Regions from separate parts of the Homo sapiens genome. Here regions 2 and 3 are each linked to region 1. Evidence: chromatin loops called from intact Hi-C (ENCODE). Cell type or tissue: PC-3. All regions are shown on one strand. Region 1 has its middle 14 kb from the start of LAMB1. Region 2 overlaps LAMB4 (laminin subunit beta 4). Region 3 overlaps LAMB4 (laminin subunit beta 4).

The links. Hi-C counts contacts between places; a loop is a spot of excess contacts. Peaks named below come from ENCODE experiments on the same cell type or tissue, not always from the same donor. Only the 100,000 strongest peaks of a DNase experiment are listed, where the experiment ranks them.
Region 2: a loop joins it to region 1, with 5 times the contacts of the local background. A loop is called at or near these places in 25 of 110 quality-filtered maps.
Region 3: a loop joins it to region 1, with 2.2 times the contacts of the local background. A loop is called at or near these places in 4 of 110 quality-filtered maps.

The regions. Positions count from the first base shown.
Region 1 is chr7:108,014,164-108,019,163 of GRCh38, forward strand. It overlaps a transcript of LAMB4 not described here. Among named protein-coding and RNA genes, the nearest start is that of LAMB1, 14 kb to the left of the region's middle. In PC-3, a CTCF peak has its summit at 2,768 (motif pointing left); DNase peaks (open chromatin) are centred at 1,088 and 2,888; H3K4me3 peaks cover 610 bases; H3K27ac peaks cover 3,693 bases.
Region 2 is chr7:108,092,797-108,097,796 of GRCh38, forward strand. It overlaps LAMB4 (laminin subunit beta 4), which reads right to left. Exons shown (of 34, transcript NM_007356.3): 12 at 2,432-2,541. Among named protein-coding and RNA genes, the nearest start is that of LAMB4, 35 kb to the right of the region's middle. In PC-3, no CTCF peak of the experiment used is centred here; a DNase peak (open chromatin) is centred at 2,795; H3K4me3 peaks cover 522 bases; H3K27ac peaks cover 314 bases.
Region 3 is chr7:108,064,221-108,069,220 of GRCh38, forward strand. LAMB4 (laminin subunit beta 4) reads right to left here. Exons shown (of 34, transcript NM_007356.3): 19 at 3,796-3,939; 20 at 2,149-2,380; 21 at 1,542-1,699. Among named protein-coding and RNA genes, the nearest start is that of LAMB1, 64 kb to the left of the region's middle. RefSeq lists a silencer at 3,680-3,904. In PC-3, no CTCF peak of the experiment used is centred here; a DNase peak (open chromatin) is centred at 2,481.

The DNA of each region.
Region 1 (5,000 bases):
TTTCTTGTGGATGTATTTTCAGTAGTGATCCTTTATGTCGGGCAATGTTCACATCCCCAAGAAAAGAGTGTCTTCTGGCCAGCTAAAACTGGGAAAAATAAATCAAGCTTGCTGATATTCTGTAAAATATGCAGGTACTTTCTAGAAACTAGAGTTCGTTTGAGTTGAGTAGGAAGTGTTATGGTCTGTTTGGGTTTGGATGCAATGTTACAGTAGCCACGATTAATTTTTGTTAGCCACTTCCTGTGCTCATATGTTCCAATCAAAATATGTTTAGCTGTGTTGAGTTGAGAAAGTTGTTTTTTTTTCCTTACAGAGAAATGTTTACACAAATGTTTAAATCTTTCAAATTGTCTACATATTATTCATCTCCCCAAAGTGGGTTAAAAGAAAATTGAGTTTAAGGAGAAAATTTAGTATAGACATTTCTATTTATTTGCTGTATACAATGTATGATTGCCGTATAGGAATGTATGATTGCTGTATAGGAATGTATGATTGCTGTATAGAATGTATGATGGCAGTCTGAAGGATTGAAGACTAGAACTGGTTGTTGTTTTTTTTTTTTTTCTTTTTTGAGACAGGGTCTTGTTCTGTCACTAAGGCTGGAGTGCAGTGGTGTGATCTCAGCTCACTACAACCTTTGCCTCCCTGGCTGAACTGATCCTCTTACCTCAGCCTCCAGAGTAGCTGGGACCACTGGCGTGAGCCACCACACCTGGCTAATTGTTGTATTTTTGTAGAGACAGGTTTTCCCTATGTTGGCCAGGCTGGTCTCGAACTCCTGACCTCAAGCAATCTGCTAGTCTTGGGCTCCCAAAGTGTCAGGATTACAGATGTGAGCCACTGCGCCCGGCCTAGAACTGAGATTTTAAAAAGGAAAAATTCTCATTTAAGACATCCTATCAGTCATATCTAAATAGGTTGGCTTCTTTACACTGATCTGTAAAAAAATGTTAGATTTCTTGTTTCCAAGTAAAAGTAATTGTTCTCTTGATCCTGAATACTTAATCTTTTCCATTCATATTTTGCCTTCCCTAGATGAGTCACAATGCAGTGTGTCTAACACAAAGCTAAACCTGAATGTCATAAAGATCCCAGTGTTTATCTTTAGATATGGAATGTTTATACAGCTTTCCCAAGCTTTGAGCTTCTTCCCATGGTACGAATCTTAGGAATTCTCAAACAGTGGTTTGGTTGTTAAATATTCAGGCTCTATTTAACTTTCATTTCTAATCCTTTCTAGAAAGTTCGCAGTGAGGTGCTACCTTTAATTGGCTCAATAAACTAAGATTCAAGAGAAAATTTTGACTTAAATTGGATATTCACTTTAACAGAGGTAGTAATCTGGATTTCTGTTTGGGTTATGACAAATTCCTAGAAATTAGTTGTATATCATATACAACTAGTGTTTCCAACCAAGTAGTTATTCTAATAGGTTATTTTTTGTTTTCCTATATAATCAAATAAATTGTTTTGAATAAATACATTTGGTAACATCAAGCTTAACACCTAAAATTTAGCCTACTTTGTTATTTCTATATGTAGTCCTATTTTTAAAAACAGCATGGGAAGTTTTGAAGACTTTTTTTTTTTTTTTTTTTTTTACTTAAGACTCTTAAAACAATCCTATTGAATGTGTTTAATAGCTACAACTGTATATTTGCTTAGTTGGCTAATCTCAAGAAACATGCTAGTCCCCCCAGATTATACAGTTTTGTTCAATAACATTTCAAAGATGAAGTATTTCTATTTGGTTCGCTTTGTCTTTTGTTTTCTTTCAAGCAGAATTACTTCCTGTGAAATGTTTCACATGTCTCAAATATTTGACTTACAGCTTAGGTCATTTATGTAAAGAAATCAGTTATTCATTTTAAGAAAATGATTCACTATTTGATGGTCCATTTAATACAGCCTAAGACCAGTTAAAAGAGAAGTTGTCTTGGAAGAGGGTGCAACAAACTGAGTATAGTCGCAGGGCACATTTCCCATCACACCTGCCTTGCCATTTCTTCCAACTAACAGAGTGGCCCTGGCTAGGTTAGCCTTAGTATTCTTCAGAAAATGAGGGGGTAGGACGAGGGAATTTTTCAAATCTCTTGCATTTTGGAATTTTTTTTTTTTTTTTTTTTTTTTTTGAGATGGAGTCTCGCTCTGTTGCTCAGGCTGGAGTGGAGTGCTGCGATCTCAGCTTACTGCAACCTCTGTCTCCCAGGTTCAAATGATTCCTGTGCCTCAGCTTCCCAAGTAGCTGGGACTACAGGCATGTTCCATCACACCTGGCTAATTTTTCTATTTTTAGTAGAGATGGCGTTTCACCATATCGGCCAGGTTGGTCTCAAACTCCTGGCCTCAAGTGATCCGCCTGCTGCGGCCTCCCAAAGTGCTAGGACCACAGGCATGAACCACTGAGCCCAACCTATTTTGGAATTTCTTAAACCTCTTTCCTGAATGACAGGCAACATCAGTGAGAAAAATCATATGTGAGAGCTGATACCTGCATCTAGTGTCTCTAAAAATTAACCTAGCTGTGTTAGTAGTTTTCTGACAGTCATTTTATATCTTTCCTCATCAGAGGTAATATCTTCAGCTAGTAGATTTTAAGGTTTTTTTCACTATGAATGTTTTATTGACTAAATATTTCAAAGTCTTCACTGTAAGGAAATAACAGTACTAAAGATTAGATTTTAGTTCTTGGTGCCATGTTGGGATGACTGGAGAGAGCTTTGAAATATAGCACACTTAATCTGTTGCCACCTAGTGAATGTGAGATAAAGTGCAGCCAACCTCCTGCCTCCTAGTTTTGGTGTTTGCCATCAAAGTGAACTGTGGTTGTGTGTGGAACTATGTCAGATACTGCTATGAATCTTAGACACTTAACTGTTAGTCACAGAGTTTATGAATATGAAGAAAACACTGTATCTCTGCTCAAAAACTCTGTACATTCTGATTAAATATGTGTAATACATGTTGTGGCAAGCTTACTTTGTATCACTGAAAGCTCGTTCAGCTGGCAGGCTGAATCAGAGGCAGGTTGTTAGGGAGGGGGAAGCCTTCTAGAGTGGCCACTTTTAACATGTAATGAGTAAAGATAAAGATTATATGTAGGTTCAAGTTCTTCAGAAGAGAAAAGCTAGGTGCTGATGGATGAGCAGGTGTTAAGAGACATCCTACCTAGGCTGTTTCATGTTGCAAGAAGAAAAAATAAATTGCTTTTTTTCTGGCTCTCTTCCAAGGGGAGAGAAGAAACAGGGTGGAGGGCAGGAAAGGTGAAAGAACAAAACAGGGGACTGTCTTCTCATAAAATTGGAGTCAATTTATGGAACTAATACTTAAAGTGAATAAGTATTTATTTAGAGTGCTCCACACTGTGCTACATTCTCTAAAGGACTTAAACGTGTGCAAATGCATGCTGTGAGTCCTCATAAAACTTGATGTCTGGTTAGAAAAGGCATATCAGCCAAGTGACAATACAGGAACTCCAGAAAAAGGGCTTTGAGTGAGGCTAGAAAAGGAGCCCTAGGGCTATAGGAAAAGGTTAGGTTTGGGAGAGAGATGACAATTTTAAAGTAGGCAGGACCATAGGAGCAATGGTTCAGAAGGAGAATGCAGGTGTAACTTACACAGTGTAATAATAGTGAGGTCTTGAAGGATTCCTGTAATATCTCACTCTTCTCAAAGCTCTTTCATTCGAATTAGCTCTGTAACCCTAGGAGGGAGACCAGGTATATTTATTAGCATTTTACAGCTAAAGGAAATGAGGACATGAAATTCAGGCAGGCTGTGAATCGCCTAAGGTCATGCAGGGGACAAACCATGCTCTTCGCATTTATCACCTGATCCTTGGTCCACTGTGCCCATGCAGCAGGGCATAGAGGACAATTTTAGCAGTTTGGCAAGGAGTTGGGGTACCCGCAAAGAGACTAATGAGGATGCTGGTTCAGCTGCTGTAACAGAGGCCAAAGTCACAGGCACCTAAGGAGATGTGTGCTTTTCTTTATGTGCAAGTTTAAGCTGGTTGTTAGTCCAAAGGAGTCAGACACACACAGTTTTAATCCACAAGGGCATTGTGCCTCCCCACATCTATTTGCCCCCTTCTCTGTGCCTGTGGAGGCTGATCTACATGGGAACATCACCCCAGGCCCTTGGTTTAGCCAATGGGAGCCACCAGTAAGAGACTGGACATGGAGGAGCGTGCCATCAGGGCATCCATGCCCCAATGTCCTCTGCAGGGTTGTCGTGGCTGGTTGTATCCCTTGTCCAAAGATCACAGCTCCTGTTAAGAGGCCCTCCTGGCCAGGCGCGGTGTCTCATGCCTGTAGTCCCAGCACTTTGGGAGGCCGAGGTGGGTGGATCATGAGGTCGGGAGATCAAGACCATCCTGGCTAACAAGGTGAAACCCTGTCTCTACTAAAAATACAAAAAATTAGCTGGGCATGGTGGCACGTGCCTGTATCCTTGAACCTAAGAGGCGGAGGTTGCAGTGAGCTGAGATCGCGCCACTGCACTCCAGCCTGGGCAACAGAGCAAGACTCCGTCTCAAAAACAAAAACAAAAAAGAGGCCCTCCTACACAGTCTGCCTTCAATGTTCAGTTGTCACCCTCTCGCTTTACCCCTCAAACCAAGGGTGGGGATGTCCCCTGCCTGGTGCTGGCTCTGGGATGCTGTATTATCTTTTATGGCTTTCATCCACCCTACCCATATCTTTGTAAATAGCTCCCTTATGGAACTGCCCCAGGTGTGTCCCGTGTTTCCTGGTAGGACCCTTACTTGTACAGTCAACCAGGGACCTGTTTCTTCCACCTTGTTTCACAGTATTATCTTCATGTGCATGGGGATAGCCGGCTCTCCATATTCCCACCCAATTGAAGGTAGGGGGGAAACAAATGGAGGGTGTTTTTGTTTCCTCTTGTTGCTGTAACAAATATCCACACACTTAGTGGCTTTAAATGACATAAATTTATCTCATAGTTCTGTAGGTTAAAAGTCCAATTCAGGG
Region 2 (5,000 bases), 79 kb after region 1:
GGGAGGCTGAGGCAGGAGAATCGTTTGAACGTGGGAGGTGGAGGCCAGAGTGAGCTGAGATCGTGCCACTGTACTCCAGCCTGGATGACAGAGTGACACTCCATCTCAAAAAAATTTTATAAAATGAAGGGGACAGGAAGGTTGTCCATGTAATGTGTCAAGTGGAAAAGAAATGGGAGCCTTAACAATTCCTCTCACATCATCAGTTATGCTCAATCTGGGTTATATAAATCCTATCGGAATAGAAGTTCTTCTACCAGCCTATGTGTAACTGCCTGTATTTTTCCCACCCCACAGACGGAGTCTTGTTCTTTTGCCCACACTGGAGTGCAGTGGTACGATCTTGGCCAACCTCCGCCTCCCAGGTGGAAGCAATTCTCCTGCCTCAGCCTCCCGAGTAGCTGGGATTACAGGCGCCTGCCACCACGCTCGGCTGATTTTTGTATTTTTAGTAGAGACGGGGTTTTACCGTGTTAGCCAGGCTGGTCTTGAACTCCTGACCTCGTGATCCATCTGCCTCGGCCTCCCAAAGTGCTGGGATTACAGGCATGAGCCACCAGGCTCGGCCGTGTAACTGCTTTTAAAAAAACTGATAGGTTCCCTTACCACAACAACCCCTGGGAATTTTACCCATACAATACTGAAATACTTGGAGGCAGAGAAATCCTTCAAGCTAATTTTGAGATATTACATGAATACCACACTTTAGCATAGGCATTTGTTTATCAATCAGTTGTTTTGGCATAATAACATGAATCCATATGAGAGAGTCAACTCTATTGTTCCAGACTTTTTCCATCATTGCAACATCTTGACCGTTGTTCAAAATAAACAGCTGGTGAGATACAAGTAACTATTTTCTAAGTGTTATAATATTTAGTATAAAATGCTAAAAAAAATTCTCCTCCCACACATCTCAATTGAACATGCTCCGATAAAACTTAAATTTTAGTAGGTATGAAATTCTCTTTGGAAATGGTCTTGTTAAGCATCCATATTTTTTGTATCTTGGTATAATTTTATGCATGATTTTACTCAAAAAGGTGTCTTTTAGATATTAAACATTGATGTCTTTGGACACAATGCGACAAAGGACTTGATGTTTTTCCCCAAACCAAAACTTCAGTTTAAGAAAAAAAAATGATGTGATAGGAACTGCTTCCCACAGGATGTGGTTGTGAAAACTTCCTCTAGGACAGGGAATGCTGCCATGCTGGCCACCTCAGGGCAGATCCAGGGCACCATCAGAGAGATGTGGATGTGGAGAACCTAGTGGGTGCATGGGCTCAGCCACGATGGACAGTTCCCCCATGGGGGGGGTCCCTGTTCAGTTATTTTGCTTGCTTGCCCTGCAAGCAAAAGTGAGTCTGTACTGCACACGTAGCAGTTAACCAGCCAGTGAAAAAAGTCAGCCTGAGCCTAAGCTTTGTCTGGAATTACATGATTTGGTCGATCACATAATTTCAGGATTTGTTGATCCTGTAACCAACTGTGCTCCTTTTTTTGTGTTACACACTTATGGTCATGGAGGTTGGCGTGGCTGACCTTTCTCTTTAAGGTACAATTTTCAGATTTTTTGACTTGTCTTCCAGAATCCCTTCTTCATATTTCCTTCCTTGCTTCTTTCCCCCACCCCCTCTGCCCCATCCTGTTTTCAGTAAAATGACTTAAAATATCAGCACAAAACCATGTCCTCATAGGCATATGTTTCTTATTCATCAGCTACATTTCTTCAGACACATCGAGGTCACTGTTCTTTTATTAGGTTAAGATTTTGTGGGTTTTTTTTTTTTCTCTCTAAAATGTCATGGTGAGCTGCCAAGATTGGAGAACAAAGAAAAGAGTTGGGTTTGAACTCCCCAATTGCATCATGCATTTCTTATGGAGTGAATATGTTTTATTTTACTAATTTTAGATGATACATCTAAAATTGTATGTTTAGTAGAGTCTGTGAAAAATCCAAGAGTTTATTTCCCACAGGAATCTAAAATACATTAAACCTAAGCTTGTTTTTTTATAAGACCTTATCCAAAACATTTTTAGGAAGGGAGTGGTAGGGATGATAAGGGGATTGTGTACAAGGGATAGAAGAAAGTTCTGGTGGCCCAAAACATAGACAGATAAATGTGCTTCTATTCTACTGCTTGGCATTTTCAGGAAAAGAGTGGATAAACCTAATAATATCTGTGCCTGGGTCGGTTTAGTCCAGTCCAGTGGTGAGCTGGTAAATGTTTAACAGGCAGCTCAATGCAGGGGTGAGGGGAGGCTGATAGGTAGTGTTTGCTGATTTCTGTAGTGTAAATACTCATACCACTGGAGTATTAAAACACAATAGGACAAGAAAGAGATTAGCAAAACCAAGTCTTACCTAGGCAATGGCAATAGAAATCTGTATCACTATAGAAAAGGGAAACTATAGGCAAATACATACAGTGCATTCTTCGCAGTGTGCTCCGGTGACATATGACAGGCACAAGCATTGGCCTGTATCCACATCACAGGTCAAGAATGGCAGACTCCCAAGGGGGTTACAGTCGCAGGCTGAAAGCACAGCATACACAATTATTCTCATTCTTAATTCCTCCACTCTTGCAAGTGTACTTAATAGCTCACACAAAGCAAGAAGCATAACCGCAAGAACACAGAGAAGCCTGCCCTGCCAGGTTTATTGTGTGCCTGGCTGCGTGATTATTGTTTTGCATATAACCTCACAGAGGAAATCCTGTGTCAGGCACTTCCAGAGCCTCATGTAGTTTTACTGGATGGCAATTAGGAGGAGGAGACAAGTAGGTGTAGCTAGTTGTACATGCTGCAGTACTGGCACAGTAACCCTAAGTGATGCTGACCAGGCTGGTGACTCAGAGGCAGGAGTTTCTGGGAGTCATGGTTATTACTGATCGCTCCTTCTCTGGCAGATGCATCTGGAATCCCACTCTCTCTTCTCTCCTTTAGTACTTTGTTACTTTTTGTCTTAATTCCCCCCTCCTTCTTCTCCTCTACCCGTAGACATTTCTGAGCCCTGCATATGTTGCAAAGGCTAAAAAGACATGCTACCAGAGCAAGGAATACACTTGCAGCAAATACCAACGTTCATGGAAATAACCCAAATGTCCCATTGACTAATGAATGGATAAATAAAAGTGGCACCTCTGTACAATAGTATGTTATTCAGCAATAAAAAATAAAGACCGATGTAATCTGCAATATGGATAAAACTTGAAAACATTACTAATTGTACCATCTTAACCATTTTAAGCAGGCAGTTCAATTGTGTTAAGCACATTAACATCGTTGCATAAACAAACTCCAGAACGCTTTTCATCCTACAAAACTGAAACTCTATGCCCTTTATATAATAACTCCCCACTCCTTCTCCCCTCTAATCCCTAGCAACCACCGTGCTGCTTTCGGTCTGATTTTGACTACTCTGGGTACCTCATATAAGTGGAATTATATAGTCTTTGTCTTTTTGTGACTGCCTTCTTTTACTTTGCATAATGTTCTTAAGGATCATCCATGTTGATGGATGTGTCAGAATTTTTTTCCTTTTTAAGGAAGAATAAGATTCCATTGTATGTAAATACCACATTTTGTTTACCCACTCATCCATCAGTGGATACTTGGGTTACTTCCACCTTTTGGCTAGTGTTGCTGTGAACATGGAAATACAAATATCCCTTCAAAGCTCTGCTTTCAATTATTTTGGGTATATATGCAGAAGAGGGGTTTCTTTTGTGGGGGGATGAAAATGATTGTGGTGATGATTACACAACTTCCAATATACTAAAAATTATTGAATTGTTTACAGGGTGAATTGTATGGTATGTAAATTATATTCAATAAAGCTGTTATGGGCTGGGCACAGTGGCTTATGTCTAGAATCCCAGCACTTTGGGAAGGTGAGGCGGAAGGGTTGCTTGGGATCAGGAGTTGAAGACCAGCCTAGGAAACACAGTGAGACTCCGTCTCTCAAAAAAAAAAAAAAAAAAAATTAGATGGCTGTGGTGGCACATGCTTGTAGTTCTAGCTACTTGAATGCTGAGGTGAGAAAATTGCTTGAGTCCAGGAGTTTAAGGCTGCAGTGAGCTATGATTGTGCCACTGTAAGCCAGCCTTGATGACAAAACAAGACTCTGTCTCTCTCAAAAAAAAAAAAAAAAAAAAAAAAAAAAAAAAATTTAAAGCTGGTATACACCCCCACACACCAAAATAATGTTCAGCCTGTTCTTGGAGGACATCATTTTAGTCAGAGAGTCAGAGAAACATGTGGAATGCTGAAAGGTATGATGGGAAATTGGTTTGACTATATAATTCATTATCATGACATTTAATTTTGCCATCAAACTTAAGAAGAGCGTTTTATTACAGAAAGATTCAGACCAATGTTTTCTAAACATGCAAATAATCCACAGTTCCTTATATGGGCAAAAATATGGAGCAGGAGGCTGTGACCAAATGGAAATTATTTACCCAGGGTTTCTGAGGAATCTGTAGCTCTACGGAGGCCCGGAGCAGCTCTAAATTTCTGTGATCCTATAGCTAAGGGTCTGCTCATTTGGCCTTAGAAAACTGCTGAGGTGTTTTTCTATTTCCGCTCCCCCGCTTCCCTGAGCTCTTTAATTATTTTTTCTTTTATCAGAGAACATATGGACCAATATTAGAAGGGGTGTGAGAAGAAAGGGGAAACATAATTTAAAAAATAAAAAGAGGCCGGGCATGGCGGCTCACGCCTGTAATCCCAGCACTTTGGGAGGCCGAGACGGGCGGATCACGAGGTCAGGAGACAGAGACCATCTTGGCTAACACGGTGAAACCCCGTCTCTACTAAAAATACAAAAAATTAGCCGGGCGTGGTGGCAGGCGCCTGTAGTCCCAGCCACTGCACTCCAGCCTGGGTGACAGAGCGAGACTCCGTCTCACAAATAAATAAATAAATAAATAAACAAACCACCACTTGAAAATTGCCTAAGATGACATCAATCTTGCAGAAACACATAATGT
Region 3 (5,000 bases), 50 kb after region 1:
TCCAGGCTTTCTTCAAATACCATGGAGCTGTGGGCACAGGATTTCTAGATCCTTATATAATCAGCATCACACTAGCGTGCCCCAGGACCCAAGACTAATCTCAGCCCCTGGTCTCCTGGGGCAACCCACTCTCAGTTGATCCTAGAGGTGAACTAAGGTGAAAATAAAGCAGGCCTGAAGAGAAAGTCCCAAACAGCAATAGCTGTCACTTCTAGAAGTGAAGATGAGCAAGAGCAGTTTTCATGACATATGAGCCCTTGAGGGTGTTTCTGTTAAGCAGTCTGAAGGAACCACCTTTCTCTCTAACACTCTTTACCCTTGCAACCATGAGATGACTGCGGCTTTTTAGGTGCCCAAACTGTGGCTCCACTCTCCACATTTTGGTTCATCCCACTTGGAAATGTTCACTTAGCCCAAACATGGTCTCAGTTCTTAAAAACTGACCAAACATACCAAACCATGCATTGGGAAAGAGGCTGCAAGGGAAGAGGTGAGAATTAACTGTTAACCTTAGATGTAACAAATGAGGGGAAAATCAGGCATGTAATTTATCGTGATGGTAATTATCATTAGTATTGCCATAAGTTCTACATATCATTAAATCAAATAGACTTCATAAGTTATCTTCTTATTTTCAGTAAACATTCACACTCATGTTTCATGTGTAAATACCTTTTTTTTTTTTTTTTTAATTTAGAGACAGGGTCTTGCTCTGTTGCATAGGCCCCAGGCTGGAGTGTAGTGGCATAATCAGAGCTCACTGTAGCCATGAACTCCTGGGCTCAAGCGATCCTCTTGCCTCAGCCTCCCCAGTACCTAGGGCTACAGGTGCAATCCATCATGCCTAGCTAATTTTTAAAATTTCTCTGTGGAGACAGGGTCTTGCTTTGCGGCCCAGGCTGGTCTTGGATTCCTGGCCTCAAGTAATCCTCCCTCACCCACTTCCCGGCCTTCCAAAGTACTGGGATTACAGGTGTGAGCCACTGTGCCTAGCCCTCTTAAAGTCTTTAAAATAAAATTTTCAATTGAGCAAGAGATACATGTTTTGAATTAAGACTTATGTGATGGCTGTAGAATGCCCAAATATTGCTTCAAGCTACCTGAAAAAAATTAGTAATGTCTGTGAAATATCAAATTGAATATTTGAAATTATGTAAAGAAAGCATTTGACTAATTCCATTTATTTTTTAGTTGCTTGTTATATATAATATATATGCTACTTTATCACATTTATATCTTACTTAACGTGATAATTTTATTTTAAATAAATTAACTTGATTTGGTCTCATTTGGTCAATTAGTTTTCTAGAACATTATTTGCAAACAATCATAGCTCAGTGGCTGATGAGTTTTAATTGTCATTGGTTTGTGAATCATTCAAATTCTTTGTTCAATAAAGCAGCTATTTATCACATTGTGTCTTCTTACCATTTCTGCACCACACATTTGTCCAAGACAGATAAGTCATGAATATATGATCATTTTACAGATTACAGTGTGGGATAAAGAGAAAAAATTGCATCAAGCACTATACTGCATACCCGTATAACCTTGAAGACAATTGCAGATTACATCTGAGCTCCACAGATTCTGATAACAGGAATGGGCAAAATACTGATTGCTTGAGGGATCATCTGGACACAGGCAAGGACGACAGGGCTGTCCTGAAGAAGGATTTCCATAGTAACCATCAATACACCTGTCAAGACAATTTCCTTTCACCAAAATGTTTCCAGGAAAAGATCACATGTTAGCCAATGACGGTTTGCTATGCTTTAAAACAGTGCACCTCTGAAAACTGAATATTTTAGAAGATGTTCATTTGCTCTGCAAAACGACTTTTGGTTTTTATATCAAAAGTCTCAACGTATGGTCAATTAAACTCTATGTAATAGCACTCGATTTACATGTCACATTTGAGGAACATAGAAAGTAACATGCCAGGCAAATGTGTGTTATTGATTTAATCCTGCATTTTCTGGCTCGTAAGATGATTTTGAAGGGTGAGAAAGCAATGCTCTCCCCGACCTATAACAGTCCTCCCTCCCACACTTAAATATTGTTGAGTCTCTACTCAATGGATCTCTATTAGGAGATTGGAACAAAGTGTTAAAGACCTAAAAATTAAAGTGCATATGAATTCCATACCTTTCACAGTTTCTGCCAGTTGTAAAGCCTCCACAATTGAAGCATGACCCTGTCTCAGGATCACAAAGTTCAGCAAACCTATTACAAGGGCAAGGGTGGCAGCTGGGAAATCCAAAGTAGCCTGCCAGGCAGCGATCACAGCGGCGGCCAGACACCTCTCCATGGCAGGGGCACTGTCCTGTTACTTGGTCACATACAGTGTCCTTTGATCCTTGAGGATGGCAGTGACATGCTGGATGAAGCAAAGAGAAGTATGCTGGAGCGGGGATGAGTGGTGTGTGGTGGTGAAAGAGTTACAGTTCTGGTGTCTCATTTCCTTTCCCAATCCCAGTGAACTAAGCAAGCCTGTAACGTGCTTAGGACACAGCATATAATGAGTTCCAGGTAAACGTTAAATAACAATTCACTGAGTCACTGGATAAACAGTATGTTGCGAACAATTGGGTTTAATTAACGTTTGTTGTTAAAAACAAGTAACATGTTTTTAACGACTTAAACTTCCATATATCTTAGGTATATTAATATAACCTCTAGTATTAATATTTTAGTATTAATATAGTATATATAAATACTATACTAAAATAATGGTATAGTATTAATATAATCTCTAGATTATAAACCATATAAGAGCCCATCTTAACATGGTCAGAGTTTTCTTTTTCCTAGACAAGATGGAAGAGGCCCAATCCTTTTCTGATAAATTGTTGAATCCCTTGAGCCAATCTTCCCTGTGCCAAAATGTGATGCCAGTTTATGTGATAGGGTGGCGCATGGAAGAAATGTTTGTTCCTTTGTCTAGATCCCTCTGTGTATCTCAGGCATTTTGTAACTTTTCTTAAAAAAAAGAAAAGAAAAGAAAGCAATGATGGATCCAATGATGGGCTGGGTAGGTGGCCATGCCCAAGCAATGCCCAGGAAGGGGAACCATTTCTCTGGATTATGATTGAAAAGATATGTTTCCCTACTTGGAAAGGAAATTAACCTACCTGTAGGTTTTCATGGTTCCTAAGGTAGGAATCTGAGGGAACAGTATTTTCACTAATGATTTACACTGTGAAGAGAGAACTATATACCTGAACATATTAGCCATGAGAGCTGTATTATCAGCTGTGGATGAAGCCCCATCTAAACCTTTATCAATGGGTGACTTATAAAATGAGTTACAAGGCTGTTTGCAAACCTCGCATCAGAAAGGGTGATATCCTCATTGGGAGAAGTCTTGTCTGTGGTGACAGCATTGTCCCTTTCTTGACTCCCCAATCTTATCATTGTTTTAGCCTTTCCAGCCACTGGGTTTGTGAGCTAGATCCTCAAGCTGGCTTTGCCAGCTCCCTTCATGGTGTTCCACGTTTTAACTGAACTACCAACCATTTGACACAGACTGCAAACTTCCAGAGGCATGGACTATGCCTTGTTCATTACTCTCGGTTCCTAATGCAGCTCTGCCTACAGTCAGGGCCCATTGATGAATGGATGAATGAAGTGTAGCAAAAAAATGTTCAGTATATTTTATGTACATAGATAGTCTGAATAATGTAGTCAGGTTTCCAATCTCCTTCCCATTAAAACCCCCCTCCATGACTTTGCCTGCTGTCAAAATGTCAAGACTGTGAGCAAGTGTTTCCCCTTGTGTGTTTTGCTACGTACGGTGACAGCCGTGATGCCCCAAATCATAGCTTCCAGTTGAGCACCTGTCACAGCAGCGCCCGACCACAAGAGGTTTACACTGGCACTGGCCTCCAAGTCGGCTGCAGCTGGATCCGACTGAGCCCTGGGGGTGACACTTGCAGGCTGCAAGGAACAATGGAAGGGAGGTAGAAATGAATGAAGAGGCAGAGAAGCACCTCACCTTGTTAGTAGCTATAGTTCACCTCTCTCTCATTTAAGACCTCTTTAATACTCAACTCCCTCATCTGTTAAATAGGAATAATATAGAATCTGCCTTGTGGGATTGTTGTATGGATAAAAGGAAATAAGTTCTGCGAAGTAGTTAGAATAGTGCTGGTACATAGGGTGCTCAATAAACATTACTTAACAAGTTAACAGACTTAAAATTGGTTTTAAATAATTATTCTAATGTAATTAATACTATTGGCATTCTTAATACTTCAATTCCTGATGTTCTACATTGGTGCTGAATTATACCTACTACTTTATTTTTTAGAGACAAGGTCTCACTCTGTTACTCAGGCTGGAGTGGTGTGATCATAGCTCACTGTAGCCTTGAATTCCTGGGCTTAAGCAATCCTCCTGCCTCAGCATCCCAAGTAGCTAGGGCTACAGGTGTCTGCCACCATACCCCTTACTAGTGTTTTGTTTGTTTGTTTGTTTGTTTGTTTTTCTGAGACTGAATCTCATTCTATGGCCCAGGCTGGAGTGCAGTAGTGTGATCTTGGCTCACTGCAACCTCCGCCTTCCCAGTTCAAGTGATTTTCATGCCTCAGCCTCCCGAGTAGCTGGGATTACAGTCACGTGCCATCACACCTGGCTAATTTTTAGTAAAGATGGTGTTTCACCATTTTGGCCAGGCTGGTCTCGAACTCCTGACCTCAAGCAATCCACCTGCCTCAGCCTCCCAAAGTGCTGGGATTACAGGTGTGACCCACCATGCCCGGTCCCCCTTACTAGTTTTTTATTTCCCCCTATTCCATATATTTCATGACATGGTGGGTACCCTGAACTCATAGCTCTGTCCTAATGGAAAAAGCATTTGCCTAACATTCAGGAAGCCTCGGCTGTCATTGTAGCTGTCACTCTATAGCCATGCTTCTCAACTGAAGGATGATTTTGTCCCTTAGGTGACATTTGACAAAGTTTGGAGACATTTTTGGATGTCACAACTAGGGGAGGGC